Linked DNA regions of Homo sapiens: region 1 is linked to region 2. The links are chromatin loops, found by intact Hi-C in ENCODE. Cell type or tissue: Caco-2. All regions are shown on one strand. Each heading gives the region's core, and the rest is flanking DNA. Links, peaks and the distances in the headings are about the cores only.

The links. Hi-C counts contacts between places; a loop is a spot of excess contacts. Peaks named below come from ENCODE experiments on the same cell type or tissue, not always from the same donor. Only the 100,000 strongest peaks of a DNase experiment are listed, where the experiment ranks them.
Region 1: a loop joins it to region 2, with 3.0 times the contacts of the local background. A loop is called at or near these places in 4 of 110 quality-filtered maps.

Annotation. Positions count from the first base shown.
Region 1 is chr10:7,815,448-7,824,952 of GRCh38, reverse strand. TAF3 (TATA-box binding protein associated factor 3) reads right to left here and starts at 6,448. Exons shown (of 7, transcript NM_031923.4): 1 at 6,078-6,448; 2 at 393-635. The coding sequence starts at 6,243. It overlaps LOC105376392 (a long non-coding RNA gene), which reads left to right and starts at 6,590. Exons shown (of 3, transcript XR_001747356.1): 1 at 6,590-6,701. RefSeq lists enhancers at 5,736-6,253, 6,382-6,441, 6,254-6,772. In Caco-2, for the core only: a CTCF peak has its summit at 5,769; DNase peaks (open chromatin) are centred at 5,662, 6,101, 6,522 and 7,186; H3K4me3 peaks cover 2,900 bases.
Region 2 is chr10:7,681,748-7,691,118 of GRCh38, reverse strand. No RefSeq gene overlaps it. Among named protein-coding and RNA genes, the nearest start is that of ITIH2, 17 kb to the left of the region's middle. RefSeq lists a silencer at 3,624-3,673 and an enhancer at 3,579-3,873. In Caco-2, for the core only: a CTCF peak has its summit at 3,658 (motif pointing right); DNase peaks (open chromatin) are centred at 3,668 and 4,498.

The DNA of each region.
Region 1 (9,505 bases), core at 1,506-9,505, 130 kb before region 2:
CATGGCATTCAACTCATGGCCTGAATAATAAGCGAGGAGGAAAAGAGCTACCCCAATTTTTCTTTTTGTTTCAAATGTTTTCTAATTTACCTAATATCCCATTCTCATATAATAGGGCTGTTGAAAGGCTTCTCTTTGGCTTCACTGTTTTCCTCTACTTGAACTTTACAAAGGAGATAAATGCTTCAGACATGACCTTGATTACACCGTGACTCGGCTTGGTAATGTCAGTTGCAAGTTTGTTGGTTTAAGGGTTAGAATAATTTGTAAGTAACAGTAAATGTTTCTATTGTGTTTCCAGAATTTATAAAGTTGACATAGCATGGAAAGCTAAGAGGATTAAAAATCCATTAAAATAATCACTAACATATGAAGAAGAAACACTCACAAACCTTCTTGAGAAGACACAATGGGTGGCAGGTAATCAGGAATGTATTCTTTTCTTTCCTCTGCATCTTTACTTCCAGGTTGAGGAAACTGAAGTACATTGTTCTTGCTAACAGGAAATGACGGAATTTGGTGTGGGAAGGTGACAGGCTCAATGTTGTGAATATAGTCTTCTAGTTCATGTAGACTAACCCCCATCAGCTGGAAAGCTTCACCAACATCATCCAAAATTGGGTCTGTTCGGCCATCTGAAACAAAGTGAAAAGCAAATCAAATTATTTGAAGAAATCCCACGAATATATTTTTAAATATTAAGAAAAAGTAGTAAGTAAATATGCAGCTCAGAATCAAACATTTTAACCTAGTTATTGGAAAGAATTTAATAGATTTTAAAGAGTATCACAGAATCATGTTTAAGCTGATTATTAAAGTCAAGTTTAAATATAATCAGACAACTAGCCAGAACACCACAGAAAAACCACATTCATGATTAGCTATTATAGAACAAATTTCAAAGTAGTTTACAGATGATCAAAAGCATCTGGAACAGCACCTGACACACAGAAAATGCCCCAAAAATAATAATAATAAAATAGTGTTTTGTCTTTTTTTTTTTTTTTAAGAGATGGCATCTTAGCTGGGCGCGATGGCTCACGCCTGTAATCCCAGCACTGAGAGGCCGAGGTGGGCGGATCACAAGGTCAAGGGTTCGAGACCAACCTGGTCAACACGGTGAAACCCCGTCTCTACTAAAAATACAAAAATTAGCCGGGCGTGGTGGCGCAGGCCTGTAATCCCAGCTACTCAGGGGACTGAGGCAGGAGAACTGCTCAAACCCAGGAGGCGGAGGTTGCAGTGAGCCGAGATCGTGCCACTACACTCTAGCCTGGGCAACAGAGCAAGACTCCATCTCAGAAAAAAAAAAAAAAAAGAGATGGCATCTTGCTTGTTGCCCAGGCTGAAGTGCAGTGGTATGATCACAGCTCCTTGCTGCCTCAAACTTCTAGGCTCAAGCGATCTTCCCCTCTCAGTCTCCTGAGTAGCTGGGACTATAAGCACATGCCACCATGCCTGGGTAATTTTTTTTTTTTTAATTTTGTAGAGATGAGTTCTTGCTATGTTGCTCAGGCTGGTTTTGAACTCCTGGCCTCAATCAATCCTCCTGCCTCTGCCTCCCAAAGTGGTGGGATAACAGGCATGAGCCAATGTGCCTGGCCTTTTTTTTTTTTTTAATCATCAAATAAGTAGTGTGCTGTGCTGACAAAGTCAATGTTGGTTACATTTCCTCTGTTGTTCCCTGATGCATCTGCAGAATCTTAAACAGTGGCTGGCACATAGCTGGCACTCAATAAATACCTATTGAATGAATTATACCATTAAATCAATTTTTAAAATCTAAGAATATTTACAAAGAAGGCTTAGATCATAAAAGTTTGGTTTTTGTTCGTTTTTTGAGACAGGGTCTCACTCTGCTGCCCAGGCTGGAGTGCAGAAGGGCAATCATGGCTCACTGCAACCTTACCTTCCCAGGCTCAAGCCATCCTCCTACCTTCACCTTCTGAGTAGCTGGGACTACCAGTGCACCACCAACATGCCTAGCCATAAAGATAATTTATCTATAAATTTTCAAATGTAATTAGAAAACACCACATAAAACAGAGATAAAAAGTTAGATATAGAGATTTTTTTCTTTACAAAAGCAAGTTTTTCTTATGCCTATTCTTAGCAGAGCTTAAGGTCTCTACATCTTTAAAAATGTCTATGAAAATTCCATTTTCTGATTTTCAATAGCCTAAAGGATTTAACTGAAATCCTGACTTTTTAACTGAAATCCTGAAATTTGATCACTTCAAACTCAGTATGTCTGAAATTAAATCACACTGTAAAATGAAAAAGAATCCAAATATTGCTAGAATTGGACGCATGTGTAGTAATGCATACAGAAACCTCTGGAAGGATATTCAGCCAATGGTTAACAGTTCGAGGGGTGGAAGCTGCAGTAGAGGCGAGGGCTGTGGTGGAAGCAGGAGACTGACTTCTAACTCCACATACTTCTGCAGTCTTTGATTTTTTTTTTCTATAAGTATGGGTTACTTCTGTGATGCATTAAAAAAAGAAAATAAATAAAACGAATACTCTTCTTCTTACTGAATGTAAACAGGCATTTCATCTCTTCTATTCCTATTAAAGCTATTATTACTCTCTCAGTCTAAAAAATATAATAATCTTAAATTCCTCCATATGCTTTGCAGCCTCAAACCAAAACCTGGTAGTTTCTAACCCTGTCCCCGTCCCCTTCGGCCACCTTTTTTTTTTTTTTTTAACCATGATTTCAGATTTTTTTCCTTTCTCTCTATTCTTACTGTCACTATCTCAGTATAGTCTCAAGTTCTGCCCACTTCAATCTCTTATGCACATCACTGTCAGTACAATTTTCTTAAAATACCACTTTAATCATACTATTCCCCTACTTAGGAGTATGCAATGTTTTCTACTACATGTTTTAATTCTTTTGTCTAGCTTTCAAGTCCTTCCATAACCTGATCTCACTCTGTTGAACATTTTACTCAGACACCCTTGGAATGAACTAGCTGCATAGGGAGCTGAACACCTTACTGGTACTTTTATTATGCTTAATCTCACCTGGACAGCTTAGTTTATGTGATTCTCTAAGCTGGAATACTCTATACCTTTATACAACCATACTTCACAGCTCAACTCAAATCTTATCTTTTCTGTGAAGTAATCCTACCCCAGAATCTATAGCCTACAGCCATCTCTCCTCTTATCCCTTTTACATTTACTCCCTGTACCATGCAAAAAAATATTACAGTACTAGTGTTGAAGAGTCAGTCTGAAAGATTTAGCACCTGCTTTCAGTACATGCCAACATATTTAACATATAATGTGACACCGACAGAGACATCTGCCCTTGAATGCTTGGAGACATTGTTACCCTAAGGCAATTCTTAAGTTCATTATTTGTTCATTATTTGAATTAATGGTAACTTCTAATACTTGCTTTAACTTGAGAACATTTCTTTTAGAAGAAACAAACACCATCAGTTTGTTGTTTCCTGACATTCTGGAACTCTTGAACACACCTTATGGTCAGGGATTGTATCTTAGTAATTTTATGTCTCCAATGCCTAGTACAGGGGTTGGTTCGTAAGTGATGCTCAGTAAGTGTTTGTTAAAACAACAGAAAGGATTTAAAGGGGTGGAATACAAGATTCCATAGTGGTAACCTGGAGCTACAGAATTTGATTTTAGAATAAGGCTGGTATAGAAAAAAGAATCTAAAAATATCTAATAAGTATACCAAAATTAGCATTAAAAAAAAGTCACCAAATTACGTGGGAATAATGAACCTGACAATCTCATTCTCACTGAAACCAAGAAACTGGCTACGGAAACTTGGTAATTAGGAACAAGGTTTACACTGAAGAGCTGCAGTGACCCCTGGATGACTTTGGAATACCTAGTCACATAGAGTGGCAGCTCCCTTCTGTTTTGTATAAATGGCAGTAAAGGTAACTATGTATTCAGGAGACATTTTGAATATCTAAAGATACATGGTAGCAAACATAATCTGGACTATGCCTAGCCTAGCCTAGCCTAGCCTATCACTAACGGTATACTCAAGGACCACTGCAGCGGAGGCCAGAGGAAAAAGAAACAAAAGCCAGAAGAGTAGTCAGCTGGTGATGTACTTTCAAGATAAAAATGCACGCATATTACTTTGTGGTTCCACATTCAGATGTATCAGTGAGCTGGGCATGGTGGCTCATGCCTGTAATCCCAGCACTTTGAAATGCTGAGGCAGGAGGATCACTTGAGCCCAGGAGTTTGACACAAGCCTGAGCAATATAACCAGACCACATCTCTACAAAAAATAAAAAGATTAGCCAGGCATGGTGGCGTATCCCTGTAGTCCCAGCTACTTGGAAGGCTGAGGCGGGAGGATCACTTGAGCCCTGAAGTTCGAGGCTATAGAGAGCTAAGATCGCACCACTGCACTCCACGCTCGGCGACAGAGTGAGACCCTGTCTCAAAAGAAGAAGAGTAATAGAAGTATCAGTGAAATCAAGCATTCAAAACATATACATTTTTGGAACTCAATATGTAAAGTCAATAAGTGGCTTTTAGGGTAGTGGTTTATCAGTTCATTCATTTATTCAACAAATATTTCTCAGGTGCCTATTATATAATGGCCCTACAGGTTACAGAATACAAATATAATCAATTTTTCTCCTGGAGAGGGGAAAGAGACATACACAGGTGATTACAAAACAAGATGACAAATAATATAAAAGAAATATGCACAGAATTATGAAAGCAGATAACATGAGTTCCCTAGAGCAAGTGATAAGTGCATCTGAAAATAAAAGTAATACTATTGGTGGGCCACGGGCAAAGGACACTCTAGGTAAGAAACAGCACGCATGTAGGAATGGACAGCTTAAAACATTTTGGAAAAGGCAGGTAGCTCAGCGTGGTCGCAGATTAGCATGGCAGGCTGGCAAAAGGTAAGCAAAATGCTAGCTCACAAAGGGAACTGTGTACTGCTAAGAGTTTCGATTTTTAGCCTGTAACCAACGAAGTATAGTTAAAATGTTTTTAAGAATAATGACAGGATCAGATCTGTGCTATGGACAGATTATTTTGGCAGCCCTGTGGAAGCGGGAACGAAACTTGGGGCCTAAGAAATACAGCGTGTGTCTGTGAGTCTCAATTTTCCAGTATAGGAACCACTTTAACAAAACAAAATATCCTATGAAACACTTCATTCAGTTCTCCAGCTCACCACCTTAAACATCATGACTTGAAACTAAAATGAGTGGTAGTTTCCTCTCCTCAACAAACACACATACAATGCTTCACATCAACAAGATAATGTGGAGCTTCTATTAAAATATTCCATTCCTTCCATTAAATTATTAAATACCACTAGCTATAGATATTACCAGACATTCATTTAAAACTCATAAGTACTGTAGCCCAGATTACCTGGAGAATCTTGTCAACTGCCCACGGTCCCTCTATCCTACTTCGATAGCCACTGACATCTCACTGGTAACCGAGACGTAAGTGAAAGTACATCTAATCAGCGAAACTGACAAAGTCAGCCTTGGAAAAACAGTAAATGGAGATGTCGTTCACGAAACGAACAGATACAGAAAGACGAGGCAGTGTCCCTAACGGAGCAGAGCTGTCAACGAGTCTATGTAGTTAGGAGCCCAGGAATGGCCAGTCTTGTAAGAAACGGCCGGTAGACGGAGCGCCTGTGACAACTAGTTGTAGTAGTTTGCGGGCAAGGGAGAAAAAGGACCGAGGTAAAAGAGGGTGTAGGGCACGCTGGGGGTGGATCTACCCGCAGCAAACAGGAGACAATGAGAGAGATCCAGACACAATTCAGAGCGGAGGAGCGGTAGGAGGGTGTGGAGCTGGGAGCGAAGACCCGACTCCCGGGCTGGTGGCGGGAAGTTAGCGGATAAGGAAGAGGCACCCGAAGGATGACTAGAGTTTGGAGCGGCAGTGGAAGCCCAGGGACGTGGGAGGCCGAGGAAACAGCAGATCTCGAGGCGGGGTGCGGGATGCACACCCCGGGGACGCGGAGGGACAGGGAGAGCGAAGGTGTCACCCTTGACTTGCCGGGGCAGCCCTCCCGCACCCAGCCCGGTACTCACAGAGCTCAGAGTACCGATGGCAGCCCCGGCCCAGCTGCTGCAGATAGCGCTGCAGCACGTCCGTGAGGAGGTGGCAGGCGCTGAGCTGCACCGAGTCCCAGCCCAGCGCCTGGCAGATCTGCGCCACCGAGACCCTCAACAACGACCTGGAGTAACTCTCGCACATCCCGCTGCGTGGACGCCACCGCAGCCCTTGCTGCCACTGCTCTCCAGCCCCGCCGCCAGACCTTAGCAGGGTCCCCGATTCATCCTCTAGGGCTTCCGCGGCGGGGAAAGGGTCCCCCGGACCCCCGGCGACCACCTCAAAGCCCCAGCAGCACGGAGCGCGCCAGCCTGAGAGCCGCCATTTTGGACTCGCTCCGCCTCCCGCTGGACGGCCGCCGGGGCGAGGCAGCATAAGCCGAATGCCGAGCGCGGCGATGAGAAAGCTCCGCCCCTTGGGAGCGGAACGATTCCTCGGGATCGCCTCTGAGGCCTGGAAGCCGGCCGGAAGCGGGCGTGGGGCGCGCAGGTGGAGGAGGCGCCCAGGGCGGCAGGTGCTGGGGCGCTCACCTGGGGGACAGCGGTGACGAAAACGCCAGTGTTTTAGAGGCAAACGAGGGATCTGGGATACGACATTGACAGGTTAGAGAGTTAGCACTAATAACGTTAGTCATATTAGAGAGTTATGTGCTAGAGAGAAGTTTGGGGCGTGGGAACTTACGGAGCTCGCCAAACGCAGACCTGCGCTGGTGTTGCCTCAGCTAAAAATCTGTGTATTGAGCTGCTTGCCACTGCAAAGATTAAATAAAGTCCAAGCTGTTCCGCATGCCCTTCAAAGCCCTTCGCAATAGGGCAGGAACTAGGAGGACTCTGTGCCAAATTAATGGGGGCCTCAAAAAACTCAGTCATCAAGATCGATAATATTTTAACAGTTTTTTTAAAAAAATCCAAATCCATGCCATAAACTCCTGACTCACTCATGTCATTCTAATCCCAGCCCTGGTTCCAATAAAACTTTTTTTTTTTTTTTTTTTTTAAAAAAAACAGGTAAGCTGCCTGTGGGCTATAGTGTGCGATTTGAGCATCGCGGCTGTGACCTATCGGGGGATGGGGACCTCGGCTGCCTACAGAGGCCAAACCGAGCCTTAAACCGGTGTCGCAGGCCGAGTGTCCTGGGAACGGTTGCCTACCCCAGAGCCTTCTCCCAGCTCCATCCAAGTATTGCCAGAAATCGGATTTAGGGATAAATATCTTGATTTTTAAATACAGAATTGGGAACACATCTCAAAAGCCAAACTGATCCCACGGTTAGTCTAGATTCAGCCTGCAGGTCGCCCGATTGTAGTGGCTGAACTATGCGGTTTCTTAAATATGCCCTTCTGTACTTATCACAGTGTATTTAGTTTATGTGCTCCTCCAATAAATTGCGAGTTTATGAGTGGCTCTATATTCCTCCGACAGGGACTATTCCAGAACTTTGAACATGATATTCACATTTTTCAAAGTCTGGGAAACTCAATAATAGAACTGAAATTATGGTTCTTCAGCTAAATGACGATCTGCAGAGAAGCAAGGTACTAAAGGGCAAGGTGCCTGCATTTACTCCCTGGACACTCTGTCCCCAAGTTATCAGGAACATTGTGTTGCTAAATCTATGAGACATTTTTCAGTCCTAGCCGTACTTGATTATTTTGTAGCTATTTGATAATGTTGAACGCTTCTGTAACATTGAAACTCTCTTGCGCCTTGGATTTCACAAATCTGTCCCGCTACCGCCGCCACCCTGGGTGTTTGTTCCTCTTCATTTGCCTTTCTGTGTATAGGGGAGGGGATTTTATTTCGGAAAATTTCAAACCTACAGAAAAGTTGAAACAAAATCATAGACTCACGTGTACACTTCAACTAGATTCACCAATTGTTAACATTTTGCCAATTTACTATATATTTTGTATTTATATATGCACGCAGGTATTTTTTTTCCAGCAGTTTGAAAATAAGCTGCAAACTTCATGACACTTAACCCCACCACACCTCGACATGTATCACCCCAAAACAAGAACATTCCCCCACATAACTATACACAAGACCATATGTCACAGGCTTGGTTCCCCAGGAAGTCAACTCTGAAATAGAGATGAGCCTGCAGAAAGTTCATTGAGGGATCCTCCTGGGACTTGGGGGAAGGAGTGAAAGCCAGGGTGCAGTGAATTCCTTGGCAAGAAAGCCTCAGCCAAGCCAATGCCATAGTGTGCAGAAGCTGGAGTGGCCCTTCAGAGCTTCCCTGAATCCAAACAAGAAGACTGGACCTTTATATTCCCATAGGAACAGGTCACTGCATGAGGGCTACCTGGGAAAGGGTGTGTGCTCTCAGGCAAAGGAACACTGCAGCTGAGTCCATTCAATTCCAAGGACAGCTGAAGTCCTTCAGTCCTGAGGGGGCTCTGAGCAGTGGATTAGAGCATTCATCACAGTTCATCTATTTTACCCTCAGAGACACTTCTTGGTTTGAGGAACAGCTCCTCCAGGATTCTGGAGGGGGCCCTTTCCCTGGGGAAAACATTAAAGAGGAAGGTCAGGAGACAAATTAGAGCCCCGACTGCTGCAGCCAGGCCTCAGCTGATACTCAGTATTCTCCTCCTCAGGCCTACATTTCTCTCACTTCTGGTCTCAGTAGCTTATTTGGTGGCATGATGCAGACCCTCATGTGCAGGTCTGAGCCCCTGGTTTCCAGGCCCTTTTCAGACTGTGGCTGCTGAACTCGTCCTTGTACCATCAGAACTGGGGAAGAGAATACCCAAAATTGGGCAAGAGGCACCCAAACAGACCATGTGGAAACCAAACACTCCACCTTGCCTCCCACTCTGTAATAGGAGCCCATCCCCCTCCTAAAGATGACTCCTCTCTTAGCTGCAGTCTCAGTGGAAGTGCCCAGGCAGCAACTGTAGCTAATGTTTCAGTGGGACTCCTGCTAGGTCCTCTGGTGAAAGCATTCCCCCTTTTGGAAATGGGATCTGTAAACCTGGAGAACCCAGAGTGGCAGGACAGGAAGAACAATTTCCCAGGTGGGTCCCTGGGAGTGATGTAAGTGGAGAAACCCCAGTCTCCACCCTGTGTCATCTACTTATTGGGAACCCAGCATCACAGAAGTCATTGACTTGGTGGGGCACAGTGGCTCATGCCTTTAATCTCAATACTTTGAGAGGCCAAGGCAGGTAGATGGCTTGAGGCCAGGAGTTCAAGACAAGCCCTAGCAGCATAGTGAAACCCCCATCTCTACAAAAAAAAAAAAAAAAAAAAAAAAAAAAAATATATATATATATATATATATATATATATATATATAAAGAAATTAGCCCCAGCTACTCAGGAGGCAGAGGCCAGAAGATAACTTGAGCCCAGGAGTTTGAGGCTACGGCGAGCTATGATCGAGTCACTGCACTCCAGCC
Region 2 (9,371 bases), core at 1-8,000:
CAGCTCTGGAGGCTGGGAAGTCCAAGATCAAAGTGCTGGCAGATCTGGGATCTGGTGGGGGCTCCCTTCCCAGCTTGCAGATGGCTGCCTGCTGGTTGCATCCTCACATGGTGGAGAAAGCAAGAGCTAGTGTCTTTTTCTTTTTCTTCTTCTTTTTTTTTTTGAGATGGAGTCTTGCTCTGTCACCCAGGCTGGAGTGCAATGGTGCAATCTCTGCTCACAGGAAGCTCCGCCTCCCGGGTTCATGCCATTCTCCTGCTTCAGCCTCCCGAGTAGCTGGGACTACAGGTGCCTGTCACCAAGCTCGGCTAATTTTTTTGTATTTTTAGTGGAGATGGGGTTTCACTGTGTTAGCCGGGATGGTCTCGATCTCCTGACCTCGTGATCTGCCTGCCTCAGCCTCCCAAGGTGCTGGGATTACAGTAATCCCATCATGAGGATTTAATCCTCCTGAACTCACCTAAACATAATCACCTTTCCAAAACCCCATCTAGTATCATTCCACTGGGAGTAAGGTTTCAACATGGGAATTTTGGGAAGACACAAACATGCAATCTATAGCATATACATTGAATTTTGAGGGAATGCAAAGACTGAGTAAATCAAGGTTAATTGTACTTTGAATCAAGAAATGTTCACCACTTGAAAAAAGTAACATCACAGTTGCCACTGTTGCTCTTAGGGTACATGAGTAACCCATACCCCATATCTCTGTTAGTCTGAATTTGTAGTGTTGCAGGCATGGTGATCCGTATTTGTTGGTAACCATCCGACTCCTTCATAATGTCTTCTCCTGTGGTTATGCCCAAGTATGTGACTATTAAAAATCATATTTTATTATGGACATGTCCTCCTTTATATTACAATTAAAAATTTATATTCAATTTTTAAAATCATGTGTCTAGATAAGGTACATTATCTATTAATTTTATTTTTGGGGTAGCAGAGGTAGTGTCAAAATATTTATTATAAAAAACAGGACATTAGATCTGACACAGTTGAGAACAATTGGTTCAAGAGGAGACAAAAAGACAAAGGAATTGCTAAAATGTTTTGTGTGCTGTAGGAGTTGAGGGTAGAAGAGACAAAAGGAGTGTGGAAGGGTTGTTTTGGCAATGAGAATGGTGGGCAAAAAAATCTTTAAAAGCAAGAATGAATAATGCCTAATTAAAAAATGCTTCCTATATTCCAAGATGTCTTTAGTGAGTAGTATTTTGGAGAATTAAAAAACAAGAGAGTCATATTCCATGGCTCTATCTGTGCAGGCAAGACACACACAGAGAGAATTACTTTGGGAAGTGTATTAGTCAGCATAGGCTAGGCTATGTCCTGGTAACAAACAATCCCCAAATCTCAGTGGCTTAAACAACAAAAGCTTGCTTTTTCTTGGACATACTCCTTATCCATTTTTGTTGGGCCAAGGGCTCTGCTCTGTGTGGCCCTCACTCCAGTGGCCCAGGCTGAAAGAGGCAAGGCATGTGGCAGGGAGCAGGGAAACATGGAGGAGCACATGGGTTGAATGCTTCTACCTGGAAGTGTTGCATGGCGTTTTCATTTGTAGTTCATTGGCCACCACAAGGCGCATGGCCATGCTTAATTTCAAGAGGGTGGGGGATTGCAATCTTCCCTGTGCCTGGAAGTAGAAGGAAACCAGATCTTGGTATAGGATAACAGCAGCCACTGAAGGAGAGTGCTGAGGTTGGGAGTTGAACATGAAAGAAAGTCAAAGTGACCATTAGAATAAGCCCCAGAAATTGCAAGAATCTTGGGGAGGCCCTTGAACTTGCTGCCAAGCTCAGATTAGCACATTCAAATAGCATTTGCATAGATAACAAAGGTGAGTGGCTTTAGCTGAGGAAGGGTCACTATGCATCACATATTTATACTTTCTTTTTTTTCAACTTTTATTTTAAGTTCAGGGGTACATGTGCAGGATGTGCAGGTTTGTTACGTAAGTAAACATGTGCCATAGTGGTTTACTATACAGATCATCCCATCACCTAGGTATTAAGCCCAGCATCCATTAGCTATTCTTCCTGATGTGCTCCCTCCTCCCATCCCCCACCCTCCAACAGACCCGTGTGTGTGTTGTTCTCCCGGCCATGTGTCCATGTGTTCTCATCATTCAGCTCCTACTTATGAGTGAGAACATGCAGCATTTGGTTTTCCGTTCCTGCGTTAGTTTGCTGAGGACAATGGCCTCCAGTTCCATCCACATCCCTGCAAAGGACATGATTTTGTTCCTTTTTATGGCTGCATAGTATTCCATGGTGTATATGTACCATACTTTCTTTATCTAGCCTATCATTGATGGGTATTTAGGTTGATTCCATGTCTTTGCTATTGTGAATAGTGCTGCAATGAACATACACGTGCATGTTTCTTTATAATAGAATTATTTATATTCCTTTGGGTATATACCAAGTAATGGGACTGCTGGGTCAAATGGTATTTCTGCCTCCAGGTCTTTGAGGAATCGTCACACTGTCTTCTACAGTGGTTGAACTAATTTACACTCCCACCAGCAGTGTAAAAGCTTTCCTTTTTCTCCACAACCTCAACAGCATCTGTCGTTTTTTTGAGTTTTTTTCTTTTTTTCTTTTTGAGACAGAGTCTAACTCTGTCACCCAGTTGGGAGTGCCTCAGCCTCAGACTCCCAAGTAGCTGGGATTACAGGCATGTGCCACCAGGCCCGACTAATTTTTGTATTTTTAGTAGAGAGTGGGTTTCACTATGTTGCTCAGGCTGGTCTCGAACTCCTGACCTCAAATGATCCTCCTGCCTAAGCCTCCCAAAATGCTAGGATTAAAGGTGTGAGCCACTGTGCCCTGCCGTTTTTTTGACTTTTTAATAATTGCCATTCTGACTGGTGTGAGATGATATCTCATTGTGGTTTTGATTTGCATTTATCTAATCGTCAGTGATGTTGAGCTTTTTTCATATGTTTGTTGACCGCATGTATGTCTTTTTTTAAGAAGTGTCTGTTCATGTCCTTTGCCCACTTTTTAATGGAGTTTTTTTTCTTGTAAATTTGTTTAAGTACCTTGTAGTTGTTGAATGTTAGATATTTGTCAGATGGATAGATTGCAAAATTTTTCTCCCATTCTGCAGGCTGTCTGTTCACTCTGATGATAGTTTCTTTTGCTGTGCAGAAGCTCTTCAGTTTTGTTAGATCCCACAGACATTTGTGCTTTCCATGACAACTTGCAGCCTCTCCGGAGGCACCAGGCAGTGACCCTGACTCTGCCGGGAGCCCCTTCCTCACATCGTGTAGAAAGTAAGTCTTTGTGGTCAATGGATGAGGAGAGTGCGCTCTTCTAGAATCACAGAGGGTGTTTTCCTTCCTCACATCGTGTAGAAAGTAAGTCTTTGTGGTCAATGGATGAGGAGAGTGCGCTCTTCTAGAATCACAGAGGGTGTTTTCCGTAGGAAGCTGCTGTGTGGACTCAGGAACAAGGGGCAGCAACCTGGGAGAGTTTGGGAAAATAATTTTAGAGCAGCCACTTATTGGGGGAAACATTCTGGTTTTACTCAGTGTCTGTTGTTACTTTCATGTGGCTGTTGGATGGTGCCCCTATGAGACTCCCATAATTAAGCAAATCCCTTGAAGCGGTCTTCAAAGTGTGTCTCCGCTAGATGGCGTGAGGTGCTCGCCTGTTTCCAGCTGATGGAAGTGACTTGAGCTAAGCCAGGGACCAGGAACTTGAAGGTAAAACAGCGCCTCACGCTGCGGGCTGATGAAATATGCAGTCGGCGGATGTAAAGGACTACGTCGTACTAGAATAATAATACAATACGGGGGCTTTATTGCAGTGGTATTAAATAAATACACACCCAATATCACTAGAGGCAATGAAGTAGTTTTTCCTTTCCAAAAACATAGTCGTGTAACTGTTATTATAGATTGATTCTGATACAAAATGTGCACACAGAATGAATATTTAAGGGTAATTCATTTATAAGGTGTTATTCAGAAACGGCACTTACAAAACAGAAGATGTAGATACTTATTACAGGAAACTAAGCAGCCAATCAACCAATCGGTATGTACCGAATATTTCTGCAGGCAGTGCACGTTGTTACACTGTACGGCAGGTGAGACAGTGTACACTGTGGTTAAGAGTACAGTCTTTGAGGCCAGACAGACTGAGTTTGTATTATTTATTAGCTATGACCTTGGGCACATTGCTGCATCTCTCTGGGCATCAGTTTCCTTGTCCGTAAAACGGGAATAATCATACCTATCTCATAGGGTTATTGTAAAGAGTCAGTCTTTGTAAAGCATTTCAAATATAGCCTTGAACACAGTTAAGAGCTATACAAGTGTCAGTCATCATTATAATTGTTTGTTATGACGTGGCTCTTCACTTTACAAAGGAACTCATTCACTGTAGGGTTCAATGGAACAAAAATGTGTCAAGTACCTATTATGTGCTAGACAGGACATTGATCACTGTGGACAGATCAAAGGACTATGAGAGCGGCTAAGGCGTGGCTCCTGTCTTACAGGATCTAGGAATTTCATAGGGCAGAAGGATCACACAGTTAACTAACCATGCAGAAATGCAAAGGGTGATGGTACTGATACAAATGACTGTGACAATCTGGAAAGGAGGAAATAGTGTTTGAGTAGAGCTTGCAAAAATGGGCAGGGTTCAGTGAGTGGAGGTGCCAGGAAGCGTTTTCAATGGGAGCAGTATGAGCAAAGGCTCCCAGGCCGGGCCATGTGGGCACTTTCGTAAGGTCTGCAGAAGGCTGGAATGACTGAAGTGTGGAGACTCATGGGAAGATATGACTGAAAGTATGTCTCCATAATGACCACTTCAATCATCTTAAACATTTGAAAACTTTTTTTTTCATTTATTCCTCCTACTTTTTATTTCCTGGATTATTTTTAATTTTTAAAATTTTTAATCATTAATTGTTTTAGAGACGGGATCTTGCTGTGTCACCTAGACTGGAGTGTAGTGGCATGATCATAGCTCACTGCAGCCTCAAATTCCTGGGCTCCAGTGATCCTCCTGCCTCAGCCTCCTGAGTAGCTGGGACTACAGGTGCACATCACCACACCTGGCTAAATTTTTGTTGCTGTTGAGACAGGGTCTTGCTATGTTGTCCAGGCTGGTCTCCAACTCCTGGCCTCAAGCAGTCCTCCTGCCTCCACCTCTCTAGGACCTGGGTCTATATGTGTGAGCCTGGGTGCCCAGCTTTTCCTGAAGTATGTTAAAGTAAATTCCAGATATTGAATCATTGCACTTATAAACACTCAAGATGTAGCCTCAACTGAGAATATCTTTTTATGTAACCACAACACCATTATTACAGCTTACATAATGAATCATATTTCCTTAATATTACCTATTTCAAGTGGTTTTTGATTTGTTTTTAAGAGCAAGAAGACAATCCTAGTGATATCGTAAAAAGATTAGAGAGGAGAAAAATCAGAAGAGAAACTAGTTAGGAGGTCATTGTGATAGCTTTTTGTTAAAAGCTTTAGTTTTAGACTTTGGCAGTGCACAAAGCAAAAGAGATGGCTGAAAAGCAGCAAGAAGCCAAGATTGGATGGGAGGGAAGTTTTTTGTTTTGTTTTGTTTTGTTTTAGATGGAGTCTCGCTCTGTCACCCAGGCTGGAGTGTGGTGGAGGGATCTCGGCTCACTGCAACCTCCGCCTGAGCCTCCTGAGTAGCTGGGATTACAGGTGTGTGCCACCATGCCCAGCTAATTTTTATATTTTTAGTAGAGTTGGGGTTTCACCATGTTGGCCAGGGTGGTCTCGAACTCCTGACCTCAGGTGATCCACCCGCCTTGGCCTCCCAAAGTGCTGGGATTACAGGTGTGAGCCTCCATGCCTGGCCAGGGGGGAGTTTTAAGAGTGAGGGAGCATAAACTGAGGAACAGAGGGGAGCTAGAGAAGGGCAGGAAGATTTAATGGACTTTATTAGGAATTTAAATTGTATGGCTCCATTTAGACAGAATTGGCATATGCATTATTAGGGACAGAGATGCATTGTTTTATTTTTTAATTTCAACTTTTATTTTAGCTTCAGTGGGTACATGTGCAGGTTTGTTACCTGGATATATTGTGTGATGCTGACGTTTGGTGTTTGAGTGATCCCATCACCAAGGTACTGAGCATAGGTAGTTTTGGGTCCTAGTTCCCCTCCTTCCCTCCTGCCTCTAGTAGTCCCCCATGTCTATTGTGTCCTCAATGTTTAGCTCCCACTTATAAGTGAGAACATGTGATATTTGGTTTTCTGTTCCTGTGTTAGTTTGCTTAGGATAATGGCCTCCAGCTCTATCCACGTTGCTGCAAAGAACATGATTTCTTTCTTTTTTATGGCTGTGTAGTATTCCATGGGGTGTATGTACCACATTTTCTTTATCCAATCCACCACTGATGGGTACCTAGGTTGATTCTGTCTTTGCTTCTCTGAATAACACTTTGATAAACATACAAGTGCATATGTCTTTTTGGTAGAACGATTTATTTTGGATATATACCTAGTAATGGGATTGCTGGGCTGAATGGAGGTTCTATTTAAAGCTCTTTGAGAAATCTCCAAAATGCTTTCCACAGTGGCTGAACTAATTTACATTTCTGCCAATAGTGTATACGTGTTCCCTTTTCTCCACAACCTCACCAACATCTGTAATTTTTGGACTTTTTATCAAAAGTCATTCTGACTGGTGTGAGGCGGTATCTCATTGTGGTTTTAATTTGCGTCTCTCTAAAGATCAGTGATGTTGAGCCTGTTTTTCATGTTTGTTGGCTGCTTGTATATCTTCTTCTGAGAAGTATTTGTTCATGTCCTTTTCCCACTTTTAAATGGGGTTATTTGATTTTTGCTTGTTTAATTGTTCCTTATAGATTCCAGATATTAGCCCTTTGTCAGATGCACAGTTTGTGAATATTCCCTCTCGTTCTGTAGCTTGTCTGTTCACTCTGTTGATAGCCTGTTTACTCTGTTGATCGTTTATTTTGCTGTGTGGAAGCTCTTTAGTTTAACTAGGTCCCAATGTCATTTTTTGTTTTCACTGAATTGCTTCTGAGGACTTAGTCATAAATTGTTTGACAACGCTGATGTCCAGAATAATATTCCCTAGGTTTTCTTCTGGGATTTTAATAATTTGTGGTCATACATTTAAGTCTTTAATTCATCTAGAGTTAATTTTTGTGTATGGTGAAAGGTAAGGGTCCAGTTTCAATCTTCTGCATGTGACTAGCCAGTTATCTCATTACCATTTGTTAAATAGGGAGTTTTTTTCCTCATTGCTTGTTTTTGTCAGCTCTGTCAAAGATCAGGCAGTTGTAGGTGCATAGCTTTATCTCTGTGTTCCCTATTCTGTTCCACTGGTCTATTTGTCTATTTTTATACCAGCACTGTGCTGTTTGGTTACTGTAGCCCTGTAGTATAGTTTGAAGTTGGGTAATGTGATGCCTCCAGCTTTGTTTTGCTTAGGGTGGCCTTGGCTATTTAGACTCTTTTTTGGTTCCATATGAATTTTAGAATACTTTTTTCTATTTCAGTGAGAAATGATCTTGGTAGTTTCTTAGGAATAGTGTTGACTCTATCTTGCTTTGGGCAGTATGGCATTTTAATGATATTGATTCTTCCAATCCATGAGCATGGAATGGTTTTCCATTTTTTAATATCATCTACGATTTCTTTCAGCAGTGTTTTGTAGTTCTCCTTGTAGACATCTTTCACCTCCTTGATTAAATGTATTCCTAGGTATTTTGTGTGTGTGTTTGTGTGTGTGTGTGTGTGGCTACTGTAAATGGGACGTGTTCTTGCTTTGGCTGTCAGCTGGAGTATTGGTGTATAGAAGTGCTACTGATTTTTGTACACTGATTTTGTATCCTGCAACTTTACTGAAGTTGCTTATCAGTTCTAGGAGCCTTTTGGTGGAGTTGTGAGCATTTTCTAGGTATAGAATTGTATCATCGGCAAAGAAAAATCATTTGACTTCTTTTCCTATTTTGATGTCTTTAATTTATTTCTCTTGCCTTATTGCTCTGGCTAGGACGTCCAGTACTATGTTGAATAGGAGTGGTGAGAGTGGGTATCCTTGTGTTGTTCAAGTTCTCAAGGGGAATGTTTCCAGGTTTTACCCATGCAGCATGATGTTGGTTGTGGGTTTGTCATAGATGGCTCTTATTATTGAGGTATGTTCCTTCAATGCCTAGGTTGTTGAGGGCTTTTAATCATGAGGAGATGCTGGATTTTATTGAAAGCTTTTTCTGCATCTATACAGATAATCATATGGTTTTTGTTTTTAATTTTTTTTGTATGGTGAATGACATTTATTAATTTCCACATGTTGAACCAACCCTGCATTCCAGGAATAAACCATACTTGATCGTGGTGAATTAACTTTTTGATGTGCTGTTGGATTTGGTTCACTAGCATTTTGTGGAGGATTTTTGAATCTATGTTCATCAGGGATATCTGCCTATAGTTTTCTTTTTTGTGTGTGTCTTTGCCAGATTTTGGTATGAGAATGATGCTGGCTATGTAGAATGTGTTTTAAAATAGTTTCAGTAGAATAAGAATAGGTACCAGCTCTTTGTAGAATTCTTCTATGTCTGGCAGAATTCAGCTGTGAGTCCATCAGGTTCAGGGCTCCTTTTTGTTGGTAGGTTTCTTACTACAGATTCAATTTGGGAGCTTGATCTTGGTCTGTTCAGGGTTTCAATTCCTGATCCAGTTTTGGAAGGTTGTGTGTTTCCAGGAATTTATCAATTTCTTCAAAAATTTCCAGTTTGTGTGCATGGAGATATTCATAATAGTCCCTGGGGATTCCTTCCTTCCTTCCTTCCTTCCTTCCTTCCTTCCTTCCTTCCTTCCTTCCTTACTTCCTTCCTTCCTTCCTTCCTTCCTTCCTTCTTCCCTCCCTCCCTCCCTTCTGTCTTTCTTTCTTTCTTTCTGTCTCTCTTTCTTTCCTTCCTTCCTTTCTTAATTTCTTTCTTTCTTTCCTTCCTTCTTTTCTTTTCTTTCCCTTCCTTCCTTCTTCTCTCTCTTTCTTTCTTTCTTTCTTTTCCTTTCTTTCCTCTCTTTCTTTCTTTCCTCTCTCTTTCTTTCTTTCTTTCCCTCCCTCCCTCCCTCTTTCTTTCTTTCTTTATTTCTTTCTTTCTTTCTTTCTTTCTTTCTTCCTTTCTTTCTTTCTTTCTTTTCTTCCTTCCTACCTTCCTTCCTACCTTCTTTTCTTCCTTCCTTCCTTCCTTCCTTCCTTTCTTTCTTTCTTTCTTTCTTTCTTTCTTTCTTTCTTTCTTTCTTTCTTTCTTTTCTTTCTTTTCTTTCTTTTCTTTCTCTGTTGCCCAGGCTGGAGTTCAGTGGCAAGACCTTGGCTCACTGCAACCTCAGTCTCCT